Regions from separate parts of the Homo sapiens genome. Here region 2 is linked to region 1. The links are chromatin loops, found by intact Hi-C in ENCODE. Cell type or tissue: psoas muscle. All regions are shown on one strand. Links, peaks and the distances in the headings refer to the core of each region. The heading gives the core; the rest is flanking DNA.

What was found. A loop is a pair of places that touch in the nucleus more often than their neighbours do. Peaks named below come from ENCODE experiments on the same cell type or tissue, not always from the same donor. Only the 100,000 strongest peaks of a DNase experiment are listed, where the experiment ranks them.
Region 2: it touches region 1 in a loop (2.7-fold over the local background); 10 of 110 quality-filtered maps call a loop at or near these places.

What each region holds. Positions count from the first base shown.
Region 1 is chr20:19,215,823-19,218,741 of GRCh38, forward strand. The region is part of intron 1 of SLC24A3 (solute carrier family 24 member 3); the gene reads left to right. Among named protein-coding and RNA genes, the nearest start is that of SLC24A3, 4.6 kb to the left of the region's middle. In psoas muscle, for the core only: no CTCF peak of the experiment used is centred there; no DNase peak of the experiment used is centred there.
Region 2 is chr20:19,281,102-19,284,020 of GRCh38, forward strand. All of the region lies in intron 2 of SLC24A3 (solute carrier family 24 member 3), which reads left to right. SLC24A3-AS1 (SLC24A3 antisense RNA 1) reads right to left here. Exons shown (of 8, transcript NR_024564.1): 2 at 2,038-2,114. Among named protein-coding and RNA genes, the nearest start is that of SLC24A3-AS1, 2.0 kb to the right of the region's middle. In psoas muscle, for the core only: no CTCF peak of the experiment used is centred there; no DNase peak of the experiment used is centred there.

The sequences.
Region 1 (2,919 bases), core at 187-2,686:
AAAACATTTTCCACATATTCAGTATTTGGTTATATGCAGTAAGAATCTACATTGATTCTTTTCTGCTGAGGTGTAACATGAGGTCTGCTTAATTTAGGTCAGGAAGAATTAGTGCTGGAATCAAGAAATTCTAACAACAAAAGCAATAATAATAACTGGAATTTTGGTGGGCTCTTATGTGCCAGGCAATGCGCTATTCCCACCTTATAGGTATTGCTTTATTTAATCTGCAGACACTCTTTTCGGAGGCATGAGCCTTCAGTGGTGGAAAGCAATGAGCTCTAGTTGCCCTATTTAGTTGTTATGGATGAAGATCTCATTTTTGATCTCTGTTTTCAAAGCCAATTAAAATAAGGTGTTAGATTTGCTGAGGAGGATTTTCTTTCCTTTTTGCAATGAGAATAGATTACTTTTGTGTATTTTGAGTGGTTTAAAAGTGTTATATTTTTCTTTGACATGAACTACCCAGCCATTTTTTTTCCAGAAGTAGTGTGGATAAAGCCCAGGGATTCTAACTGAGGAGTAATTCTAGACTTTCTCTCTAGAAGGTTCTCAGGGAGGTCAATAGTAATTAAGAAAAAATATACACCAGCCTAGGCAACATAGTAAGACCCCATCTCTTAAAAAATTTTTTTTAATTAGCTGGGTGTGGTGGTGCATTCCTGTAATCCCAGCTACTCAGAGTCTCAGGCAGCAGGATTGTTTGAGCCCAGAAGACTGAGGTTGCAGTGAGCCATCATTGTACCACTGTACCCCAGCCTGGGCAACAGAGTGAGACCCTGTCTCAAAAACAGAAAAAAAGGAAAAAAAGAAAAAAATTACACACACATGCATGTACATATACACACACATATGTACATATACCTATGTGCATGAATGTATGTATGTATTTATGTATATACTTTGAGCTACTTTCTATACTAGTTGCTATTGCTGCATAACAAGTCACCCCAAAAGTTAGTGGTGTAAAACAGCCACTTAATTTTTTTTGCTTATGGATACTTTGGGTCAGGAATTTGGATGGGGGTAATGGGGCTGGCTTGTCTCTGCTCCACTACATCTGGTACCTCAGCTGGAAAGATTGCAAAGCTGGGTGGCTTGACAGCTGCATCTGGAGTCATCTGAAGCAACACCTCTCCCATGCCTGGGGTCGATGTGGCTCTTCACTGGACCCTCAGAGCTGGGCTGCCAACCAGAACACCCACACGTGGCCTCTCCATGCGATCTCTTTATGTGGCTCACTTTGAACTCCCTGAGAGCATGACATCTGGGTCGCAAGGGCGGATATCCCAAAAGGACAAGGTGAAAGATGGCATGTTTATATCCTAGCCTCATAAGTCACAGTCACAGAATGTCATTTTCGCTATTTTCTGTTAGTCAAAGCAGCGTTAGATGTCAGCCCACGTTGAAGGAGAAGGGCATAGATACCAGCAGTCATTCAGTGGAGGAGTGTAGGGTCACATTATAAGAGCCTCTGCTGTGGGAGATACTGCTGTGTCTGCCTTTTTAAAAACCCAAGGATCTGAAGGGATCATAACTTGGTAGTGAATGTAGACATTTCCCAAGGTGGCTAAGGTGAATGCCACATATGCATACATACAAACATATATAGACAAACATACACACAGACGTATGTATGTATGCATATATTATCTTTGAAATATCTTCCATTCATGAAAATATTGCTGCTTATTTTAGCTGGTGTGGGGTCTAGAAGTGGTATTTGAAAAGGAGGTTGCAGTGGGTATTTGAACTGCAAATTTAAATTGCAGAGCTGAGAGCCCGTCTTTGCCTTTGTGGCTGCCGATTCCTCCTATGGCAAATGACCACAGCTGTTGAATCCTTCTTATGGCTCAGTGTGAGGACTGCTGGAATCTCCAGCTTTGTTTCCCTCTTCTATTTCCATGCATCCCCACTCTGGTTTTTCCTCTGCTCCTCAAAAGGTCTATGATTCTTCCGATCTCAGATTCCTGGCGCTTGCTGGTCCCACTGTCTGGACTGCTTTGTCCACCATGGCTAGTGAATTCCTCACTACCTGGCTCGAGATCTTCCTGAATAGACTGGGTCCCTCCATTTCTCTGAATACACCATATGTTCCCTTCATAGCATTTATCACAGTTGGTAATTATGTGTTTATTTGGTCATGATTTGGGTGATATCTCCTCTTCCCCAGATTCTAGGGTCCAGGAGGTCAGGGACCCTATGAACTTTCCGTACCTCTGTACCCCAGTCACTGGCCCCATAGTAGGAGCTCAGAAGATATATAAATATCTTAAATATAGAGGCAAATATAAAAGGTATTTGGTAAATAAAGACGCTCTTTTGATCGCTGAACTACAGTGCCTGTGATAAAAGTAGTCATCCTGTGTTAGGAGCCCATCAGCTGACATGGATTTTATTGTCATGATTTATTAGGTTGGCGCAAAACTAACTGCAGGTTTTGCCATTGATAATAGAATTCTGCTCTCAGTCCAGCAGATTCGATATCATTACCCATTTCTCATGGGATAGCACTGAGCTGAAGAAAGGTGGAGTGCAGTGCCTAGTGTCTGTTAAGTGGAGGGATTTGAACCCAAGTCCACCTACATCAGGGCTGCATGCTGCTGCGTTTTCCAGCCTCTGTGGAGGAGGACATGAATAGAAGACGGGGAATCACCCTGCCTTTTTCAGTTAACTGAGGAGTAAGGAGTAACAGAAGGTTGGTTTCATAGAAGCAGTATTTTAGAAACACATTGCTTTTCAACCTTTTCTATTTTTTGCATAAACATATATAGATATGTCTCTTTCCTCTTGGCTTTTCTTAGCTTCTCATCAACCCAGATTTTTCTCAAAGATTTCCTCCACTTGCAAGCCTCAAATCCTTGTGGGAAGCTTTTTTTTTTTTTCTTCACCCTGGAGGGTTGGTGAAGCTAAAAGAAT
Region 2 (2,919 bases), core at 273-2,772, 65 kb after region 1:
TACTCATGGGCAGCAGCTGTCATTTTCTCTGGCTATGGCTGAGGAAGAGCCAGCTGCTGTGTGTTTTCTTAGAATTTTAATCCAGAAAGCCTCCAAAGATGTTTAGGATGGGAGTCTAAGAAACTTTCAGGTGACATCCTGAGGGACTATTAAGTTGTGTTTTGACCTCTGTGTTCGTTTTCTACTGGAGCTGGGGGTAAGTCAGAGACAGTGACACTCCTGATGCGGTACTGAGATCAGATGTGGAGGCTGGTGCTGCCAAGTGAGAAACCAAGGCAGGAGCAGGATGGGTGAGGATATTTTGTGGTTACCTTTGCTTTGATTGCTTTGGTCCTCTTTGGCTGGTTTTTAATCAGGAACTTTGTTTCTATCACAGTAGAGACACAGGGATTGGGCCGGATCGTCACTCACGATGTTGAACTTCTTGGAAGAGGCGAATATTAATTTATTGGTTGTGAGATTTGATATCTATTATGCCATTCCCCAGAAATATATATGGAACATTCTATCTCTAATGTTACTAAACAGAAAAAGAAAACAAAGCAGATCAAAGGGAATGAGGAGCTGTGAGGACCCAGCCCACCAAGCCTCAGGGACGTGACAGGCATCCCTCTGGATGAATGAAGTCCCTGAAGGTTTAGACCTGGAGTCAGTAAACTTGTTCTGGAAAGGGCCAGACAGTAAATACTGTAGGCTTTGCAGGCCACATATCGCATCTGTAGTGTATTCTTAAAATAATTTTTTATAATGCTTTATCAATTTAAAAAGCATTCTTATCTCACAGGTTGTACCAAAACAGGCGGTGGGATGGAGTAGGTCTGTAGCCATATTTTGCTGCTTTGACTTGGACCTCGAAGCTCTCTGGGGCTTTCTGTCCTTGCCTGGTGGGGACTTGGCCTCATGTGTGCCACTGTCAAGGGCCCAGGAGCTCAATGACATGCTGATCCTACATCCAAAGGTCTGTCTCATCTTTAGTGTCAGCACGGAAGGATATAAACAATCTCCATTGCAGCCCAAACAACTACAGGCTGTTGAGTACAGAAGACATGTCAGAGAATTGCAGGTCTGCGATCTATTGGGAAGATGGGTGGGAGTGCCCTTCCCACCATACTTAGACTCTTAACAATCAGCTTTCAAGCAAAGCTGGAAAGAATTAAAAATAGTTATCTGCCCTGCCTCCACCACCACCACCAGAAAAACAAAAACAAAAACAAACAAAAAAAATACCCTATGTAGTCTATGTTCCTCAACCTGGAGAATCCAAGGGTTACTGTGGCTGTTGTTCCATGCTCACAAGGAGCATTTTTCACTTGAAAGTGAAGCAGCACATGGGCAGCTACGTGAGTTAGAAATGAAAATGGGTATGAAGGGTCCAAGTGCCCCACTGAGGGACTGAACCACGTGTACTTTAAGAAGCAGAGATTTCCAAGGACTAGCCTGAAAAGGCATAGCAGGGAAGGCACAGCTTCTGTGCCAAGAACAGATCTGGTCCTGTAGTCAAATAGTTTTCAACATCTTTCTCCAACTAATAAGCTAATTAGGATTAATCAGCTAATAGTATTAGAAAGCCCAGGTATCACTTCTGGTATGGGAAAGAATGGAATCAGACAGGACATGGTGACCAGCTCTGAGCATTAGGTTCAGCCATATGCAGAACCAGCAAGGATGGGGGGATTCTGTTCCCTGTTGCTGGGGTGTGTTTTGGGGGCAGGTGGTTGGTCTCTCTGTGAGTAGCATTGCTCACTGTATTGGGAAATACCGTTCTCAGAGTGACAGATGTAGAAGCATAAAGCACATTCAAAGTCATTCCAAGAGTGGAAATAACTCAGCCTCACAGATAGAAAAGAAAATGTCTAGGTAGATAAAAAGAACGTGAACCCGGGATCTGCCTGTGTTGGCAGGGGCCACACAGGGAAAGGGAGGAGAGGAAAGGCTTCAGGAGGAATATGGGAGGAAGCAAAAGCAAGCTGAGTCATGCTGCGAAAAGCAGGTCCAAAGGGAATATGGATCCAGGAGGGACAATCTTGATTTCCTTACCTGCAGACCAAAAGAACCGGGCTTGGTTTCTGAGGCCCTTGATTCAGAACCAAATTCCACAAGGAAGATGATCATGCCTGAAACAGGAGAAGTTCTGTTCAAATCCTAACACATCAAGGGCTGGGTCAGAGCCCACGTGCTTCATGAAGCTTGCTTGGACCACCCCAGACTGCAGCATTCTTTTCTGACTGCTGCTGGTATAAAATGTCTCCACATGTGCTGTTAAATATGGACATTCAATGGCAATTTCAATTCAAGTGAATTCAAACCAACTAAAATTAAATATTCAGATTCTCAGTTGCACCAACTACATGTCAAATACTCGATAGTTGGATCACAGATGACAGCACAGGTCCCAAAACATTTCCATCATCACAGAAAGAGCTATTGGACAGGGTGGTCAGAACTTGCAGTTGTCTTTGGATGTATCTCCTGTCTTTCCAGCCCAATTGCAAACATCTCAAGGGTGTAGAGCAAATATGTAAATCTGAGGGCCTTATCTCTACCCCGGGTCTTAGAGTCACACTGACCTGAAGCTGTGGACTTTGGCCAAATAGCCAGGTTCTCAGAGTCTCTGTGTGCTTCTCTAGAAGTTGACATCATCATTCTGATCTTTCATGATTGCTGTGAGAATTACTAATAAAGTGTGGACAGCTTAGTGCCCTGGGTTTGATGGCACTGTAGTAGGAGTGTATTCGTGAATTTCCCACCCTCTGTCCTGGGGCATCATTACGGGTGGGGCACAGTGCAAGATTCCTAGAGCAACATTCTCCAGCTACTCCCTGCAGAGCGAGTCTGTCAGCAGGCCACACCGCAGGTAGCTCAGGTCTAAACAGACCGTCATCTAGACAGGAGGCTTCAGTACCATCTTCCCATGTAGGC